Linked DNA regions of Homo sapiens: all the other regions are linked to region 1. The links are chromatin contacts, found by Hi-C or POLR2A ChIA-PET in ENCODE. All regions are on one chromosome and are shown on one strand. The core of a region is the stretch at or near the end of the contact, and the rest is flanking DNA. Distances in the headings are between cores, read along the strand shown. Region 1 holds the start of LAPTM4A (lysosomal protein transmembrane 4 alpha). Region 2 holds the start of LDAH (lipid droplet associated hydrolase). Region 3 has its middle 13 kb from the start of HS1BP3-IT1.

Evidence for each region. A loop is a pair of places that touch in the nucleus more often than their neighbours do. ChIA-PET counts read pairs that join two places held with the same protein, here RNA polymerase II (POLR2A). Pooled maps may share reads with other maps.
Region 2: a loop to region 1 is called in a map of CD8-positive, alpha-beta T cell, with 14 times the contacts of the local background. The contact joins the promoter of LDAH here to the promoter of LAPTM4A in region 1. A Hi-C loop is called at or near these places in 5 of 168 maps with a recorded cell type or tissue (CD4-positive, alpha-beta memory T cell, CD8-positive, alpha-beta T cell and naive thymus-derived CD4-positive, alpha-beta T cell), 3 of 37 single-sample maps with no recorded cell type and 13 of 50 pooled maps.
Region 3: a pooled map shows a loop between it and region 1 (15-fold over the local background). The contact joins the enhancer-like site here to the promoter of LAPTM4A in region 1. A Hi-C loop is called at or near these places in 1 of 168 maps with a recorded cell type or tissue (mammary epithelial cell), 5 of 37 single-sample maps with no recorded cell type and 11 of 50 pooled maps. POLR2A ChIA-PET finds 5 or more read pairs at or near these places in 1 of 52 experiments (HepG2).

Annotation. Positions count from the first base shown.
Region 1 is chr2:20,050,190-20,053,085 of GRCh38, reverse strand. LAPTM4A (lysosomal protein transmembrane 4 alpha) reads left to right here and starts at 1,458. Exons shown (of 7, transcript NM_014713.5): 1 at 1,458-1,676. The coding sequence starts at 1,566. LAPTM4A-DT (LAPTM4A divergent transcript) reads right to left here and starts at 949. Exons shown (of 5, transcript NR_187142.1): 1 at 592-949. RefSeq lists enhancers at 1,448-1,647, 2,183-2,322.
Region 2 is chr2:20,821,707-20,824,602 of GRCh38, reverse strand. LDAH (lipid droplet associated hydrolase) reads left to right here and starts at 1,502. Exons shown (of 7, transcript NM_021925.4): 1 at 1,502-1,566. RefSeq lists enhancers at 1,319-1,708, 1,929-1,998, 1,801-2,626.
Region 3 is chr2:20,577,979-20,580,874 of GRCh38, reverse strand. It overlaps a transcript of HS1BP3 not described here. Among named protein-coding and RNA genes, the nearest start is that of HS1BP3-IT1, 13 kb to the left of the region's middle. RefSeq lists enhancers at 1-458, 1,285-1,344, 1,535-1,864, 843-2,042, 829-2,341. Within about 2 kb of position 1,519, at least 33 of the 41 ENCODE cell types and tissues checked have a DNase peak (open chromatin) inside an H3K27ac peak, as active enhancers do; they include mammary epithelial cell, where a contact is called at or near this core.

The sequences.
Region 1 (2,896 bases), core at 209-2,708:
TAAGATAATCTACTCCCTACATAAGTAGAGAAATGTCATAATTCATTCTGAGTTAGCCAGCCACACCCCATCCTTTAGCGTGGGCGGGCTTAACTACTGCTTCCCAGATGGTTTGAAAATAAGCTCCATGGACAACTCCTTCAGTGGTGAATAGTCTCTGCTCTCCTAAAATTTGTATTTTATTGGGGAGATAATCAACAAATACATACATAATTTCAGGCAGTGTTCAAAGAAGCCATGCCAAAGAAATAACCTTTACTCTGAATTCAGTGTGGTCTCTGGCTAAGAATATGCCCTGGCAGAAGGGAAGCCCTTTCTATTCTCTGAAAAGAAGTGTGTTTACCAAAGCATTAAATGATAAATACATTTTTTAACGGTGAAGTCACAGGTCTCACAGAAATACAAAATGAACACGTGTAAAAAATTTATTTACTCATTAACCCGGGGACCAGTAAGCTGTTAGAACCAGCTCTAAGCAGAATTTAAAGCACCCATCTATATTGTTGAATCAGGACTGGGGAATGAATTTACAAATCGATGCAAAATGGCTTTTCCCAAGGAAGGGTAAGATAACAATACGAGGGGTCTTACCGAGTTGTGCAGAGCACCACAAAGAAAAGCGGACAGCCCCTCTAGCAACAGAATGCCCGGGACGGTGTGCCAAACTATGGCTGTTTTTTCATTGAAGACATTCAGTAATTTTTTGTCCATTTCAATGTGTTTCATAATTTCTCCCTACAAAAAAAAATCACTCATCTCCAAAAACCCAGCAGCTAAGTAGTTCTTCTACATTATCTTGCTTTCATTTATCCTTAATCCTTTTGCCTTTGGCAGGGTTGGATGGTCTTTCTTCGCCCCCACCAAGGAGGCTTCGGAGGGAAAAGAGGGTGTAAATCCAATCCCTCCACTCCTCCAGGCACCCTCCCATTTCCGCCACAGGGGCGAGGATGGCTCAAGGCTGGGCTTGGCTCTGTCCCTTCCCCGCAGGCCCCGCCCCCAGCCCGCGCAATAATTGAGCTGCGCGCAAAGGTCACGTTATCAGCCTGTGACGCTTCCCATCCAGTACGTGGCACACATTGCTCAGAAAAGCCCCTTGTGCCCGCTTTCTGCCATCCGCGCTGTCTCGTGTCTCCCTTTTTCCATTAAATGCCTCTTTTCTTGCGGGTCTCATCTCGGGAATAGTGCACTACGGGGACATACCTATCCCCAACTATCCTAGGCCCGAGAACCAGCCCTTGCCTTCGCGTAACAGGCGGAGACTCGCTGAGGCGAGTTGCACTTCTAATTGGGCGTGAGGTCTTGTCAATCCCCAAGTTCTTCCAATCAGAAGTCCGGTCCATCCAGCCTTCCGCTCCCCATTGGCCTGTGTGGAGGAAGAGGGGTGGGTAAGCCGAAGTCGCTGCGCTCAGTGCGCAGGCGCGAAGAAGCTGGCAGGGGCACGAGCCGGGGGCGGGTTTGAAGACGCGTCGTTGGGTTTTGGAGGCCGTGAAACAGCCGTTTGAGTTTGGCTGCGGGTGGAGAACGTTTGTCAGGGGCCCGGCCAAGAAGGAGGCCCGCCTGTTACGATGGTGTCCATGAGTTTCAAGCGGAACCGCAGTGACCGGTTCTACAGCACCCGGTGCTGCGGCTGTTGCCATGTCCGCACCGGGACGATCATCCTGGGGACCTGGTACATGGTAAGGCGGGCAGGCGTGGCGCGTATGTCCGGGGGGCCTGGGGAGCGGGGCCTGGTGCGGAGGGGGTGAGACTGGAAACGGGGTGTTGGGTGGGGCGGGGACTTGGAGGGGCGCTGCTTTTTAAGGCGCGCCAACTCTGGATGAAGTCCAAGGACTTTGGGAAAGTAACCTTGTTCAGGAATCGGAGTCGGGGGAGCGGGGGGCGGTGGTAAGCATGGGGAGATTGTTCTTTGGCAAGAATTTGAGGAGAGAAGCGGGCTTGGGAGAGCAGAGGCTTTGCAGGCGAAGGGACGAGGGTGGTAGGATTTGGTGGGAATTCCTCTGTTTTGGTTCTTGTTGTATTTCTACGATCTGAAAGGCAGCATCTCCCTTCCTCCTATCCAGTGCTCCCTGGAATTTTTTCCTCTAATGAAATAATTAGGAGCGGACCTTGGTAAACGCAGTCTAGTTTCGACATTGGTCTTCCCGTTGGGAAAGCGAAAGATCCAGCGGTAACCCGGTTGTCCGCGTTTCTTGGACTTTGTTTTGTTTCATGCCTCTCTTGCATCTCCAGAATCGCTTGGGGGCGATAGCTTTTGCCTGAGTTGACGCCTGACCAGCTTTTGTCCTGGTGCAGCCTCCTCCCTGCGCAGTAGGTGCTTTTCGTAGCCGACCGGCTGTTTTTACAGAGACCTTTATTGAGAGCCCTCTCCATCCTGGCCACCTACCCCGGTATCTCCTGGGTTCCAAGATCTGTGTGATTCTGTCCTAACCAAGTTGACACTGTTGTTGCCTGGTGATTCACTAGTAATAAGTTTGTGATTTTTTCTTTTGTAATTCACCATTTATAGTATCCATGCACATTAAACCTAACTTGTCTATGACTTCCAAATATGGGATTCAGTTTAGGTAGTTTTAGGTTATTATGATTTTGCCGAAGCCGTGACAAACTTCCTACATGGTCGACTTGGCCACTTTAATGACTTCGCGAATGTGGTTGTGTGGGTGACGTTGGTGATACTGTGCAGTTTTTGATACTTAACTGCAAAAGAGGAAGAGAGTTATCCCAGACACAATCTGTTTTCTCTGTACTTGCTGCTTCTCCCCACTCATTGACTTGAAATCATTAGTAAGCATTTGGACAAACGCCAGATGAGAATCATCTTAAATGAGGCAGATACTGTTTCATGGCCCACCCCCGGGGGACTACCTGACTCCACATGACTGCTACCTGCCCTGTT
Region 2 (2,896 bases), core at 253-2,752, 770 kb before region 1:
ATTGGAAAAGAGAGAGTCCCTGAGAGAGTGGGTTGTTTTCCACCTCCTGTTTGGTCTGTTTTCACATGTATCAGCTTCCCCTTTGACCTTCTACCATGTTGTGACACTGCACAAAAAACTCTAACCAGAACTGAGCAGATGCTCACACTATGCCCCTTGAGCTTTCCAATGTGCAGAACCATGAGCTAAGTAAACCTCTTTTTTAAATCCAAGCATACTTTGAAGATATTGGGGGTTCAGTTCCATACTACCACAATAAAGCAAACATCACAATAAGGCAGTTCACAGAATTTTTTTGGTTTCCCAGTGCATATAAAATTTATATTTACACTGTACTGTAGATTATTGTGTACAACAGTATTATGTCTAAAAAAAGTACATACTAAGAAAAGAAAAATAGCCCAGAGCTGTCTGAGCTATGTGAGGTATGCAAAATTTATTAGACCCGGACAGAAGTGAATACTGGCTTCCGCCACGCCTTCCCATGCCTTAGGGCAATTGTTAAAGGCATTTTGTTCTTTATTAGCTGCCTCACCCATTATCTTTATGTTCCTGGAATTTGTGATACAAGGAAGAAAGCATAGCCAGTCAATAGCTTAAGTTTTTTAAATATAAATTCTTGGTAAACAAGTTAAGCTCTGCCTCCTCTCCTTTCCTTAAAAACCGGCTCACGCCTGTAATCCCAGCACTTTGGGAGGCCGAGGCGGGTGGATCATGAGGTCAGGAGATCGAGACCATCCTGGCTAACAAGGTGAAACCCCGTCTCTACTAAAAATACAAAAAATTAGCCGGGCGCGGTGGCGGGCGCCTGTAGTCCCAGCTACTCGGGAGGCTGAGGCAGGAGAATGGCGTGAACCCGGGAAGCGGAGCTTTCAGTGAGCCGAGATTGCGCCACTGCGGTCCGCAGTCCGGCCTGGGCGACAGAGCAAGACTCCGTCTCAAAAAAAAAAAAAAAAAAAAAAAAAAACCTACTCCGACTGCTGCTAATTGGAGTGTATATTCAAGGCAACTTGAATCTAAGCTCCTGAGTGGCCATTCTCAAGCACTGAGCCCAAATAAACTCTATACTTAATATTATTCTCTGAATTTTCTTAAAGTTGGCAACACCTTAATTAAAAAAATACTTTATTGATCATGCTTATGAACATGATCAAATGAGAATCAACTTTCCTGTGTATGTGGGGAAGATATGCAACTAGTAACGCAGAAAGAGGGAAATGGGAAGAGGGAGAAAAGAGGGGCAGACATGGAACAAATGAGAGAGAAGGAAAGGGAAGCCAGAAGCCAGAAGCACATCAAGGATGACAGAAAATAAAAGGCGGATAAAATTCAAATGAAAAAGAAAGGAAAACCCCGACACCCTCCAAGAGGTCTCTCTGATCTGGACCACCGGCTCCAAGCCAGTAAGAAATCTCCCAGCCAGCTGTGCGCCGCGCGCCAGGCTGACATCGGCTTCCCGGATCAGCTCCGGCGCGGTACTGTGACGTCACCTGAGGGGGGCACTTCCGGTCTCGTGCCGCCTTCCCAGGACCCTCAGGGAGAGCGGGCAGCCTTCCAGGTGGACAGGTGAGGTACAGCTTGCCGAGCTCAGGGTGACTGCCCAAAGGAAGGACGGGTGGGCAGGCACGCGGGATCTGGCGCCCCTTCTTCTCTATGGTTCCTCGCAGAGCCCCTGTTGCCCTGGGCCAGATGGCCCGTAGCAGCAAAAATAATACTGTTCCGACAGCTCGCGAGTTCGGAGCCACTTGGCCTGGGAGTCCCTTGAGTTGCAGGCCGGGCAGTCGCTCACCCGAGCGCGGTAATGCAGCATTTGAACCCCTAAGTGTAGCCCACCTGTAGGGAGTCTTATGGTGCCCCCGCGGAGGAGTAGAGGCCAAAAAGTTGGGCAGCTGGCCGGGAAGAACTCGCTAGGAGGGGTCAAACTCTGGGCCGGGAGTGTTCTTTGCCCCCGGCGTTTAGTGCTCACGCCGCCTTTTATTCACGCTGAAGACCTTAACCGTAAACCCTCATCCTTGGGTCTTAGTTTGGTTTTGTTCCCCACGCAAGACAGAATGCAGATTGGAACACTTTATTCCTTGGTTAATTCGTATCTTCCCTCGCAAGTAGTTACCGGACACCTGCTTTGTGTCCTGTGTACCAAACACAAGAGTTGATAGTCCTGGCCGGGCGCCGTGGCTCACGCCTGTAATCCCAGCACTTTGGGACCCCGAGGCGGGCGGATCAGGAGGTCAGGAGATCGAGACCATCCTGGCTAACACGGTGAAACCCCATCTTTACTAAAAATACAAAAATAAATACATAAATAAATAAATTAGCCGGGCGTGGTGGCGGGCGCCTGTAGTCCCAGCTACTCGGGAGACTGAAGCAGGAGAATGGCGTGAACCCGGGAGGTGGAGCTTGCAGTGAGCCGAGATGGCGCCACTGCACTCTAGCCTGGGCGACAAAGTGAGACTCAGTCTCAAAAAAAAAAAAAGAGTTGATAGTCCTTGAGTTGAAAGAACAAATCTGTATGGAGAAAGAGATACAACCAAAAGAAACCCAGAAGATTTAGAAGCATCTCCAGAATGTTTATTCTCAAAAGCTGTTTTTTAATTAAACTTCTTTCTGAAACTATACGTAGGAGTGTCTCTTGTGTGTTTCCCCATTTTTCCACCTGAAGGTTAAAGACTTAGAAACCTGCTAAGGCCCCTCTTTCCAGCATGTAGCATTCTAGGGGGATAATCAGGGCAACACAGTGGGTGCCCATCTAAAATTTTATATTTTAATATTTTGCTTTTTGATAACTTAATGCCTTCAGACTGGAGGATTTTTTCTTTCTTTTTTTTAATTTTTTTAAAATTATACTTTAAGTTCTAGGGTACATATGCACAACGTGCAGGTTTGTTACATATGTATA
Region 3 (2,896 bases), core at 270-2,769, 530 kb before region 1:
TGAACTTAAATATTGATTTTCAAGAATAACTTCCAGGTTGCTCATCACTTGTCTGCCTGGGTGTTTACTTCCACCAGCAGCTCCTGAGGGTTTCTTTTACCCCCACTTTCTTTGTCAGCACTTGATATTATCTGACTTGGTAATTTTTGCCAATCTCATAAGTGTAAAGGAGAATCTCACTGTTTTAATTTGCATTTCTCTGATAACTAGCGAGGTTGACAACATCCTCATGAACTTGTTAGTCATTTAGATTTCCCTTTCTGTGAATTCTTTTTATAACCTTTGATTCCTTTTAACAAATTAATTTTTGCTTCCCCACCCCACCAAAGTTTCTTTTCTTTTTTTTTCTTTTTTTGGAGACAGAGTCTCGCTCTGTCACCCAGGCTGGAGTACAGTGGCACAATCTTGGCTCACTGCAACCTCTACCTCCCAGGTTCAAGCAATTCTCCTGCCTCAACCTCCTGAATAGCTGGGATTACAGGTGCACACTGATACGCCTGGCTAATTTTTTGTATTTTAGTAGAGACGAGGTTTCACTGTGTCGCCCAGGCTGGTCTCGAACTTCTGAGCTGAGGCAATCCACCCGCCTCGGCCTCCCAAAGTGCTAGGATTACAGGCATGAGCCACCACACTCAGCTTCCCCCTTGGAAGTTTCTAAAGGCCTCCAGCTTGTTTGAAACCCAGGGGCAGGCCCTCAGCCTTGCCTTGCTTATTCTTGCATCTCTGCCCAGCTTAGCCACTAGGCTGTGTGCCCTCTGCTCCAGTCCTTGCCCCCTTGGGGCTGTGTCCCTGGGTGTGGGCCAAATTGTGGGTAGACTGTGGGTATGAGTTCAGGGAGTTTCTGCCCTAGATAAGGGTATGTAGATTAGGATAGAAACAGATCCACAAACAAAACATTTTCACTTACATTTTAAAGGCAGGAGGAAGAGAGAAGTGGGAAGGAAAGATCACATGCAGAACCTTTGTAGGTGCAAGGCCTGAGCCTGGAACTTTATGTGCCTTACGTTAGGTCATCCTCACAATAGCTTTGTCTTTTTTGAATGATTTTCTCCATTTGAAAAATGAAGACAGAAGAATCAGTGAGTCTTGGAGACTTAAACCATGGCTCAGAACCCAGGTTTTCTGCTTCCCAGCCAGGCCCTGGTCCTGGAGGGAGGGTATTCCCGTGGGACTTGTGGGTAGGTGACTTGGTATTGGTTTTCCTCTTGTCACAGGGTCCCAGGCAGCTCAGTGGGCCCCCACCTCCCAGAAAGAGTATGGGTTATGGAGGACTAGGGAGAAAACACAAATGACCCCATTGAGCCTGGTATGCCGGGGGGCTTCCAAGGCAAACAATGGCTCTCTGTGTCTGGTTTCTCTGAGGGCCGGAAGTCTCCAATGCATGGCCAACTGATGAGTCATGCAGGATATCTCCTGGGCCCAGCTTTGTTGTGCCGGAGGATCTTTCAGCCCAGCCTGAAATGGCAGATGATCTCATCAGGCTGGATCTGGGGAAGCCCTGTCTCTCGAAGTCCCGGTAGGCTCACGGCCCACTAACAGCCAGGAGGCTGGATGCTCTGGCCTTGAGACAGTTCCCGGAGGCACCCTATAGATGCTGGGCAGCTGCCGCCAACCCTCAGCCAGCTCGGATGGAGCCAGCCTGGAGGAAAAGGCTCCTGTGCTCATGGAACCCAGGGAAACCCCCGCTTTGTTCTCTCTGGACACAGCACGTGTCTGGTGGCCGCCCAGCCTCAGCTGTGTCCTGTAGAGTTTCCTGGACTTAACAGAAGCCTCCAGATGAGCATATTAGGAGTGCCCCAGGGAGGACTGACCTGAGACCGGAAGGAAGTCAAGGGCTTCAGTGGCCACCAAACCTGGCTCAGCCTGTGAGGCTTGGGAGGGGACACCGCCTGACTTTCCACTTGGCTGCCTTCAACAGAGGTTTCAGAAACAGAAAGCCTTGTAGTACTGAGGCTATTTTTAATGTTTTGAACCTGGACATTGCTGTTACTGTTGATGTTTCATGTACACCCCACTGGTTGATACAGAGCATGGCTCCAGAGTCACAGCTACACACCCAGGGACTCTGGCCTTGAGCAAATTACTTTCCCATTCTGAGCCTCAGTTTCCTCCCCTGTCCAGTGCAGGTGGCAGTACTGCTCCCAGGGCTGTCATGAGCATGTAGGAGATTGCCTACGCCCAGTGCCTCACCCATGGCCAGCCCTCAGTGAATGGTGGTCCTCTCTCTTCTCTTCATTCCTCTTGAGCTTTGAAGAGGTTCTTGGCTGGGCATCTATTCTTATTCACCTCCCAGAGGGTCTGGCCTGAACATGTTCCTTGGGAATGCCCATCTTTCCTCGGGATATAGGTGGTGTGTGGGGCTGCCTGCGAGAGCCTCCGGGCAAGAACTGCCCCGGTTGTCCAAGGGCCAAAGATGGTGTCATCACTGCCCTCAGCTGGGGCTCTACTTCTGGTTGGTTACCATGGTGAGCAACTTTTCAGAGGACAGCCCAGAGAGACATGCTAGGGTAGAGCCTCAGGGCCCAGGTAATAGGTGTGGGGCTCTGCCCTGAAAACCATGGAGACCAAGTCCCCTCCTATGAAGACTGCATCCCATCCCGCCTCTGAGGGCAGCCCTGGAGCCACTTAGGAGCCACAGGTAGGACGCTAGGCACTGGTCAAGAGAGGCTGTTCCCACCCCCACCCTGTGCCACTCTCCCGAGCCCTGATTCAAGGGCACAGCCACGTGAGCCTGCTTCCTGCACCCCTTGCCAGGGATCAGCAAGTTGCCTGAGGGGACATGATGCAGCTTGGAGTGTTCCATGCCAGAGGTCCCCAGCCGGCTGGATCATGATGAGACATCAGGCACGTTACTCAGTCTTTGCAGATCCATGGCCCCTGGCCACAACCTACTCAG